Regions from separate parts of the Homo sapiens genome. Here region 2 is linked to region 1. A link is a contact called in ENCODE Hi-C data. All regions are on one chromosome and are shown on one strand. Each heading gives the region's core, a stretch centred on a gene start or an enhancer-like site at or near the end of the contact. The rest is flanking DNA. Distances are from core to core; before and after follow the strand shown. Region 1 has its middle 300 kb from the start of TLE1. Region 2 has its middle 200 kb from the start of TLE1.

Evidence for each region. A loop is a pair of places that touch in the nucleus more often than their neighbours do. Pooled maps may share reads with other maps.
Region 2: a map of PC-3 shows a loop between it and region 1 (4-fold over the local background). The contact joins two enhancer-like sites. A Hi-C loop is called at or near these places in 6 of 168 maps with a recorded cell type or tissue (PC-3, endothelial cell of umbilical vein, esophagus muscularis mucosa and 3 more) and 4 of 50 pooled maps.

The regions. Positions count from the first base shown.
Region 1 is chr9:81,387,853-81,393,033 of GRCh38, forward strand. No RefSeq gene overlaps it. Among named protein-coding and RNA genes, the nearest start is that of TLE1, 300 kb to the right of the region's middle. RefSeq lists an enhancer at 1,532-2,105. Within about 2 kb of position 1,804, at least 6 of the 41 ENCODE cell types and tissues checked have a DNase peak (open chromatin) inside an H3K27ac peak, as active enhancers do; they include PC-3, where a contact is called at or near this core.
Region 2 is chr9:81,487,978-81,493,113 of GRCh38, forward strand. It overlaps the pseudogene LOC101060099. Among named protein-coding and RNA genes, the nearest start is that of TLE1, 200 kb to the right of the region's middle. Within about 2 kb of position 3,059, at least 2 of the 41 ENCODE cell types and tissues checked have a DNase peak (open chromatin) inside an H3K27ac peak, as active enhancers do; they include PC-3, where a contact is called at or near this core.

The DNA.
Region 1 (5,181 bases), core at 554-3,053:
TAAGTCCTCTGGGCTAATTAAGCACAGCTGGGTGTACATCAGCCCCAGTCAAGTGTGACGATTAGGCTGGCGAGAAAAAATCAATTATCATTAATCACTAAGTCCGTATAGTGACTTCTAGAGGTGCTAAATGGGTTGAGCAGGGCGATGGTGATTCTTCTCATGGAGCGACCAAATGTTTGAAGTGAGAGAGAATGAATCTTCAAATGAATCACCTGGATGGGAACATCAGAGGCCCATGTGTTTACAGAATAAGAAACACTGATTGTAATGAGAATAAAGTGCATATAATTTTTCATGCATTGCACTATCATCTCCAATTCTGGCTCACTTTGGGGAGCAAGAAGAGATGCATATAACCATTGCTACCACTTGTTATCACCTGAATGGTGTCTCTGTTGAAGTTTGTTTAAAATCTCTCTTTTAGAGTGAATATATATTCACTTGTAAAGTGTTTTCATTGAGCAGGTTTTTTTTCCTTTTATTGGACTATTCCCTACAGCCTTATGATGCATTGAGAGTTTGTGCCTTTTCTGAGCATAGTATTTACCGAAGCACTTGCGTACGCCAATTTTGTTTCATTTATCAAGACCTCCTCTCCTTTTTAAGAAAATGGTACAAAGGTTTGAGATCTCCATGTGAAGGACAATTAACATGGACATTATATTGCTTTGTATAATGTTTCATTTTGTGTTTGTTTTCCCCATTTTTAATTTTCCTTTGCTTGGAAATATTTTGTCGTGCTCACAATAAGAATGGCTTATCAAATAAAGTGGCCCAGTCTCTCATTTCATCAGTGGACATTAGTTTAGAAGCTGTTTTTCTGGGGCCCTATGCTAGAGAATGCTAGCCAAGATGTGCCTGTTTCCCAAAAGTGAAGCAATCCCTAGTGTTCTTTCTCATCCAAAATGAGTATGGAGATTAATTTAGGCAACCACAAGCTACACATTGCCTCTCTCACACTCCAGCTGAAGACAAGTGACAGTGTAGGGAATTCATTTGCAGGCCAGTTTGAAATGCAAAAGGTACAGTAACAGGACAAGAGCCTTAAGCAGGTGAAGCAATTTTCACTTTTCCCTCCTGAAACTTCAACTTAAACATTATGTTCACTGTAACCTCACCGTGTGAATTGCCTGTCTTTGGCCTTGGGATGCTCTTTAAGGATTCTTTGCTGGAGAACCAGCCTGGGGAAAGGTAGGCTATAAACTCCACCTCCATCACCAACCTTCTGCACCTACTTATTTTCAACCACAGTGCATGATCACTCTCCTCAATAAACTTTGGAACCACTTGAAAGGAAAAACAAACAAACAAAAAACCCTACCATCTAAGGTCAAATTTCCTTCTCTTCTTTCAAAGTCAGGACATATGGAGAAAATGAAAGACATGTCCCATTACAGCTCCATTCCCTTTTATCCTCCTAGAAACAGCAAGTTTAGAGATCAGGAGCACAACGGGGAAGAGAGTTTAAAGGAACAGGCTGAGAGAGGAAGAGAAGCAGTCATGCCAAGAAGAGATAGAGAAAAGGGGGAGAGATGGAAGGCACAGGGGAGGCTAGAAGGCAGACATACAAGGGAAGACCTGGACAGAACTGTAAAGGAAGCTGAGATGGTCTGTAGTTCTCCATTCTTCTGTATATTCTTCCTGTCACTCTTAGCAAGATTCAGCTCCCAGCAATCTCCTCTTACCCACCCATTCCCATTGTCTGGAACAATGCCCTTTGCTACCAATGATCCCATCCACATCAGAACATTATACACTTCCTCATCCACTCACTAGACTGGATTGTTACGCTCTGTCTGGCCCTTCTGTGTCCCGTAGCCTCCAGCATGGCAAGGACCCAGCATGTACTTAATAGATAGTTACAGAATGAAAACATAACTAGACAATGAGGACTGGTGGATGACTACGTAGCTTTGGAATTTGAGGATTTCTTTACCTCATGACCCAAATGACTAATTTTCGTGGAAGAAATCACAGGCATTTGGCAGGCCTCAGAGTAGACATCATGGTTGCTCGGGCTTTGGGAGGATCTTCAATTTACACCAAGGCAATGACCTACTCACCAGCCCTAGAGGGAAGAGGGGAAGGCAACAAAAGCTTGACTTGCACAATAATAGGTGGTAATTCTCGGCTAGAGCTCACAAACACAAACACATGCATATGCACACACATTTACAGACACACACTCCCTCCAGTTCTCCCCTATCACAATGGACTGATGTCAGAAATTGTAAAACCATGTTACTGAAGATTTTGAATACCCTGGTATGGCTATCACCTTAAGCCCTCAATCATTTATACCATAGTGTGAATGTATGGTTCTGGACCTGTTCTCATAGAGACTAGAAAGAGAGAATGGCCAGTACTATCAATCTAACTGGGAGACCTAGATAAGAGTTTAGGACTCAGATAAGAAAAGAAAAGCGTTCAGATGCCCTTCAGGCAAGTGGACTAGGTATGTTCCTCTAGACAGAAACTTTTGGCTGGTTAAAGCAGACACTCACCCAAAATCTGTGAGGCTGATACTCACTCAATCACTTAGAATGGCTGTCTTCAATTCAGCCTTGTGAACAAGATGCCGTTGTGTTTCTGACAATATAGGTGACCCACATAAGAGGGCAGCTGTGGCAAAGAGCTGCCTCACCATCTGAACCCATGTTCTCTAGCAGCAGATTTTGCCAAAAGCTCATGTCCTGAAGCCTAGGCCTGGCACAGTTTAAGCAGACCCTGAGTGGAAGGAAGTGTAGGCAGGAAGTGAGCAAAAGTGGGAGAGAGTGATTGTGCTTCTCAGCCAGACTGATTTTCCTGAACAATACATCACTGAGATCCAAGCATTCAACAGAGGGAAAACACAGACAGAAAAAGAGCCAGACACACACACACACACACACACACACACACACACACACACACACACACACACCAGCAGCAGCAGCAGCACAAACCCAGAGAATAGGAACACCTCAGAAATCAAAATAACTGTTAAGTGAGGACAGATAGCCAGTAAAAAAAAATCCCCTGCAGCCTGAGACAGGAACACAAAGCCTTCTGGAGATGTGCCACAAATGACAAGATTCTGACCCCTCCTTGCTTGTGGAAGAGTCTATTGACCAGCATTGGAGAGAGAGGCCAGCACGGCTGGGACATCCAGTCCAGGTGCTTTTTCAGAAAAATCCACTCCCTCGGTGCCTTCTTTGGCATGAGTGCTGCAGGGAGCTGGCCCCTGAGCTAGATGCGCAGACAGTTAGACAAGTGTGGCAGAATTTTAGAACAGAGCCCTTCATATCACACTTGTCAATAAGGGGTTCATATGATAAGATAACAAAGCTAGTAGGAGACACAACCTCCCATGAGCAGAACTTACAATGGCAATACAGGAGAACCTGTTCCACCAGTCTTGAAGCCAGCCACCCACTTAGAAAAGATAAAGAGGAAGAGATAGTAGTCAGAGAGGATCAGTGAAGGATATCTTTGGAAGAAAGTTACACCCTACAGTGAATGCTCATCATAAGGGGAATCCCATTATACAACTCAGAGGCACCTTTCCAGTTGTATTCTATGCGTTCTGTGTTCTGGAGCTCCAAAGGCTGTTAGATACATAGAATGAAACATGAATGCTGCCCCTAGAAACATACAAAGCTACAGCCCGGTCCCACCACACCACTGTCCTTTAGGGAAAGGGGCAGGGAATGCTGCCCTCTCTCCATACATCTCGTAGGGAATCTGCACATGTTCACCCAGAGAGCTTTGAAATGATTTGCTACTGGGAGATGAAAAGACCTGCTGTCTGACTCATACCTGAGAAAGTCTAAGCAGAATATGGGCAGGTTTCTGACTCCAGCCCACAGAATTAAAAGGTGAGGGATGAGTTGACTATTTGGGTGGCAAAGCCAGAAGTGCATTGCAGCATGGAATCTACCTGCAGCCCCAGCACCAACTGCAGCAAGGAAGGAGAGCAGGGTGGTAGTATATCTTGTGGGCCAAAAGTAGACTATGCAGGAATGCAACCCCACATAAGACCTTTTTCAGGTTGTTCAGTGGTCACTCAATAAAGTAGCATCAGCCCAGGCTAAGGCAGCTGTAGAAGAAAAGGGCAGCAAGGAACCTCTAAAATTCTTACAACATTGCCCACTAAAGAGCCAGCTTGAACCCTCTGCAAACCAAGAGAGAAAAAGACACCAGCCAAGTAAGAACTGCCTGTCCCTTACATTTTCTTCCCCCTGCTCTAATCAGCCCCCTTCCCCAGTCAGACAGCAGCTAGCTAGTGGAAGGGAAGGTAAATGTGGAGAAAACAGCATGAAAAGCCATTAGGCTCCCATGCACCACTGAAGGCCTGGCTGGAAAAAGGGGAGACGGAAACCTGTATTGGTTTGGTACTGCTGCATAACAAATTACCACAATCTTAGCAGCTTCAGACAACATCCACTTAATATCTCACAGTTCTGCAGGACAGAAGTCCTGCATGGCTCTACTGGGTTCTCTGCTAAGAGTCTCACAAGGCTAAAATCAAGGTGTTGGCCAGCAAAGCTTTTATCTTGAGGATCTGGAAAGGAATTCACACCCAAGCTCATTTGGTTGTCGGCAGAATTCAATTCCCTGTGGCTCTAGGTCTGAGCTCTCCATTTGCTGGCTGTTGGCCAGTCACTACTTTCAGTTCTTTATGGCTCTCGGGTCCTTGCACATGGCCCCATCCATCTTCAAAGCCAACGATAGCTCATCAAATCCTTCCCAGGCTTACAATCTCTCTGACTTCTTCTGCTACCAACCAGAGAAAACGCTCTGCTTTTAAAGGGCTCATGTGATTAGATTGGCCCATCTGAATAATCTCCCTTTTGCCATTTAAAGTAACCTAATCACAAGAGGGATAGTTTATCATATTCACAGATTTCACCCTCAGTCAAAGGAAAGGCAGTTATACAAAAGTGAAGTTCACTGGTGGTCATTCTTAGAATTCTATCATTCCACAAACACTGAATAAGGTTGGAAGTTTTGATTATTCCTTAGTTTTGAACATTCAAATGACTAAATCAAGGATCTTTTTGCAAAACAAAGGAATTGTGGAACTGTGTATTAGTGGAGAATGAACGGAAAAGTCTGTGGTTCCTGTAGTTTTCATGGGGTGAAGAGAAGAGATAGAATAGGAGATGATCATCAGTGAATAAGCTTCAACAACAGTGG
Region 2 (5,136 bases), core at 1,809-4,308, 100 kb after region 1:
GGATCTTGGCAGAATTTCTTATAAGAACAGAACTGTCTTTTGTTAAGCAAAAAATGAGCCATTTAGGTAGAACAATGGTGGTAGTCTAGAAGAAAATAGTAGAAGAATGAGAAGAATAAATGCCTTCTTATGACTTTAAAAAATGAGAATTGGGACATGCACAGGAAGCTGAGAAGTGAATGGCCTCAGAAGGAAGGAGAAAAGATCTAAGGAAATACAGACAGCAAGGGAACCTAGCACCCTGGAAGGAAGTCTTTTCCATAAAGAAATTTTCCCCTTGGCAGGTAACCAACAGCAACCCAGGTGGAGGGGGCAGAGAAGGAGCCAGTGATGCTGCCCAAACCTGGGACTTATTCCCTCCACTGGGAGGTCAGTACAAGCCAAGTTCCTGGTGGGGTCACACTGAGAACATTTGGCAGGTTGTGCCTCTATGACGTGACGTGATCAGTCCGGAGTGACGCTGATGGCTCATCATGGATCTGATCGGCACCAGGTTCTTGTCTGTACCAAGTTGGTGAAGCCCTTCCAAGCCCAGGTGGGCTCCCTGTACATTGTCCTCGGGGGGCTCCAGGACCAGCAGCACGGAGGCTCCATGATAAAGGCATTGGTGCTGAACTGTGTGGAAGGGATGGATCTGCCCTTGTGAGAACAAGCCAAGCGGGAGCAGAGGCAGTACCAGCGTGTGAGGGACGGCGGCCAGTACGACGTGCAGCCCAGTAACACCCCCTACCTGCTTCTGAGGCCAAAGCCTCCCAAGCTACGGGAGCGCCCCAGAGCATAAGCGCTTCCCCAGCGACTGCCTTGTCTGGACCCTGAAAGCAGAGGGGCAGGCGGTTAATCCAGCCCCTTCCCCTAATTTGGGATTGACTCAGAAATGAAAACTCAGAAAACAGGCCCCAAATCCAACACTCCATACCCCCACCCCACCCCCACCCCCTACCACACCAGGGGCTGCAAGTGGCCGAGCTCCAGGCTGCTGAGGCTGTGCCTTGTGTGGGGTCATGGAGGGTTTCAGAAGGCCCTGGTGAATAAAGCCCCAGAGGGCATGACCTTGAAAAAAAGAAAGAAATTTTCAGTGCTAGCTATGGCTATGAGACTGTAAAACAGGGATGGCTAAAATTCAATTTTGAATTATCTGCTGTGCTATAAGGTGCCGTGACCCCCCAACCCTCCACTATTGCCAACCTTCAGTAAAAGCAAGGCTCATGCAGCCATATGTGAGTGGTTCTTGGAAAAGAACCAAAGACAGCTGCTGTTTATGTTGAGCTGATATAGGCAGAAGAAAGAGACAACTGCAAAAGAGGAAATGTGTGGTTAGCAGAAGCAGAAAACTGGAGCAACATATGACTGAGAGATATGGACACTCCTCAAGAATCCTCAGATATGGATGGAAAGGGTGGTGAGAAGCTTATAGGTAGAAGCTCAAGCCAGTTCATTTGACAATTAAAAGAAAATGTAAATACATAATGAAGGATGCCTCCCCAAGGCTGGAAGTTGGAAATAACCAAGAAATGAACACCTGGAGGGCAGTTAGAGGGTGACGTAGACCACCATGTTCTGTAATCCCATGCTGTTAATTTTGAAAAAGACCCAAGAGATCATCCAGAATGGCAGTTTTAAATCTCGTCCACAAAGCTCTGGGTTTCTCATACGTGACTCAAGGGCTTCCAGACAGCCCCTCGGTTTGGGTCTGTCTTATTCCCTTCACACTGTCATAACAAAACACCATAGATTGGGTGGCTTATAAACAACAGACACTTATTTCTCATAGTTCTGGAGGTTGGGAAGTCAAAGATCAAGGCACCAATAGATTTGCTGTTGGGTGAGGGCCCACTTTCTGGTTCATAGATGGCACCTTCTTGCTGTGTCTTGACATGATAGCAAGGGATCTCTCTGAGCCCTCTTTTATAAGGCAACAATCCCATGCATGACATGCTCTCATGACCTAATCACCTCCCAAAGGCCCCACCTCCTACTACCACATTGGTAATTAGGTTTTAACACAGGAATTTTGGGTAAACACAAACATTCAGACCATATCGGGCACCTAATCCAATCCTCGCTTCATCCAGAAGAGTTGAATCTATATTACATCTTAAGATTCCACATCAGATGTTATTTTTAAAAAATATTTTTGCTGCTACAAAGAAGAAAGAAGCAATGATATCATCTAATCTCCTCACAATACAGAAAGGCAAAGTTGAAGAATGCTAAGTAAGTTGCAACAATCACACAGCAGAGTTGATAATAAAAGCCCGTTCTGATTTTCACTCTGCTCATTCCTCCTTCTCAGCTTCGAGACTGACAAAGGTACCAACAGAAAACAGATGTACACTCACAGTTAGATTGGCTCCTGCAGTATTACGGGTTCTCATCAAACAGAAGTCACCATTGTCCAGATATCAGGAGTCTTCTCACTGCCATAACCAGGTAGTAGAAAAAGGCTTATAGGCCAGAGGAAACTCCTGCCCTCTTTCTGCCTGCTGCAAATATCTATTCTAATACAGGTTCAAGGCTCTGAAGAAAGCTTGAGGCTGACAGAAAAGTCCCCAACATTTTCTTAATCTATCCTCCTGACAAGGGCTCCAAGGATGTCTTGTTTCCGCTGCAGGAGACGGTCTGAACTGCCTTCCCTTACATTCCCGCAATTTGTATCTAACAGAGTCAACCACCATCTCTCTACCAAATTTGTACCTCCTAAGCCAAAAATTAAATTTTAGGAAAGTTCCAGGCATAATGGAAAGAAGACTGGATTGAGAACCAAAAGACCTGGGTCAACAGGACAGTTCTGCCAATTCGCTGTGTGACCGGAAGTTAAGTTGATTAACTGTGGGTTTCAGTTTCTTCATCTGTAAAATGGTTACAATAATACTTACCTCACAGTGTTATTGTATGAGGAGCAAATGAAGTAAGCCACTTAAAACAACTAACCCAGGACATGTGAGTCATTCCATAAACATTGGTTGATTTTTTTTTTTTCACATTTTAGTTCAACCTCACAAAGAAGTACTACAGTACTTGCTTGGCAGTCTATCATTGGTACTCAGCTAAAGCGAGGAGACTGGCAGCAGCCAAAAGGGCTGTGAAGAGGGATTTCTTGTCTGTGACTGAATTCTGGATGTGTTTCCTAAGATGCTGATGTGTCCACACTAAAAGGCAAAGATGTTTGCCAGTGTCCCTCCAGAATATACAATCTGAAGAAAAAAGGCAGAGTTGTTATGTGGTCAGAGTTGACTGTCCGCCCAGACCACTCTTCCTCTGCTGGTCTCTTGTGGTCCAGGGAAAATGTTGGCATCACAGAAAATATGTCATTCTGTTGGTTAAAGCTTGGAGAGTGAGTCAGCCATATAGTGCCTCATGAAGCAGGTGAATCCAACCACCTCTAAAGGAAATTAAGCTCTCTTCCTTCCCACAAGATATTTTAGAACAGTAGACCATCAATTTCACATGGCAGCAGCAAATCCATACTCTCACCTTCCCCTTTTGCCAGGAACCATTATAGGGCTCTTCCTCAACTGCATATGCCCAATCAGGCCACTTACCTAATTCACATAACTGATGCAATCCCTAGCAATGAAAAAACTGCCCCATCTCCCTTGTGATGCATGCCCAGTTGTCCAGTTGTCTAGTTTATAGCTATTCTATAACCTTACACACAGTCCTCTATCCTGTCCTCAGCTGACAGCCATCCTTTCTCATCACAAACTCTACTCTGAATAAACCAAAGGTTTGATTTTCATATTTTGGGTTTTTTTTTTTATTACTGTTTCATCCAACTTGAAACCATAAAAGCAAACTTAATGTATAAGAACAAGCTCAGGGAAAAAGAAATTTGCACATAAGTTGAAACACACTTATTATATCAATCAGCAACTGTCACAATAATGCTGAGTAACTAGCCAACCTAGAACTCAGTGACTACACCATAAGGCTCTGTGATATGGTTTGGATCTGTGTCCCCATCCAAATCTCATGTTCAATTGTAATCCCCAATGTTAGAGGTGGGGCCTGGTGTGAGGCAATTAGATCAGTTTCTAATAGTTTAGCACCATCCTCCTAGTGCTGTTCTCATTATAGAGTTCTCATAAGATCTGGTTGCTTAAAAGTGTACAGGCTGGGCCCGGTGGCTCATGCCTGTAATCCCAGCACTTTGAGAGGCCGAGGCGGGTGAATCACAAGGTCAGGAGATCCAGACCATCCTAGCGAACACGGTGAAACCCCGTCTCTACTAAAAATACAAAAAATTAGCTGGGTGTGGTGGCACACGCCTGTAGTCCCAGCTACTTGGGAGGCTGAGGCAGGAGAATCGCTTGAACCCGGGAAGCGGAGGTTGTAGTGAGCTGAGATTGCACCACTGCACTCCAGCCTGGGCAACATAGCAAGGCTCCATCTCAAAAAAAAAAAAAAAGTATGTAGCACCTCCCACCTCTCTCTCTCTTCTGCCCTGGCCATGTGAAGATGTGCCTGCCTCCCCTTCATCTTCTGCCATGATTGTAAGTTTCCTGAGGACTCCCCAGCCATGCCTCCTGTACAGCCTATGGAACCATGACCCAATAAAACCTCTTTTCTTTATAAATTACCCAGTCTCAGGTATTTCTTTATAGCAGTGTGAGAAAAGACTAATACACTCTTCCTTAGGCTGCAAGTCAGCTGAAATAACTCTATTCCACAGTGGTCATTCTGGGCCCTTTGCTAGAGAGACAGCTGCTGGTATCAAGAGAAGAAGTTGAAGGCTTCCAGAAGTTCATGTGGACACATGCAAAGCATCTTAAGGCCTGGAATCAGAACTCACACACTGTCACTTCCTATGTATTCCATTAACCAAAGCAAATCACAATGCCAAGTCCACATTAGTAGAGTGGGGAAATATACTCCTCTCATGGAGGTAGTGGGGATAAAGAAAGTAAATATTTGCCAAACAATGATCTAATCTACAACACCTATGTACACATCAGCTAGTTACTCCTTACACACTAAACATTTCCCTGCAACTCAATATTTATGTCTTTCTTGCCAGATATTGCCAGAGTTAGAAGTTAGATAATACAATACCTCTATGGATAGGGAAGTTGTCTCTATAACAAAACTTTCATGAGGTCTACCCATCATTGCCTACTCAGCATTAGGTAAGAGAAA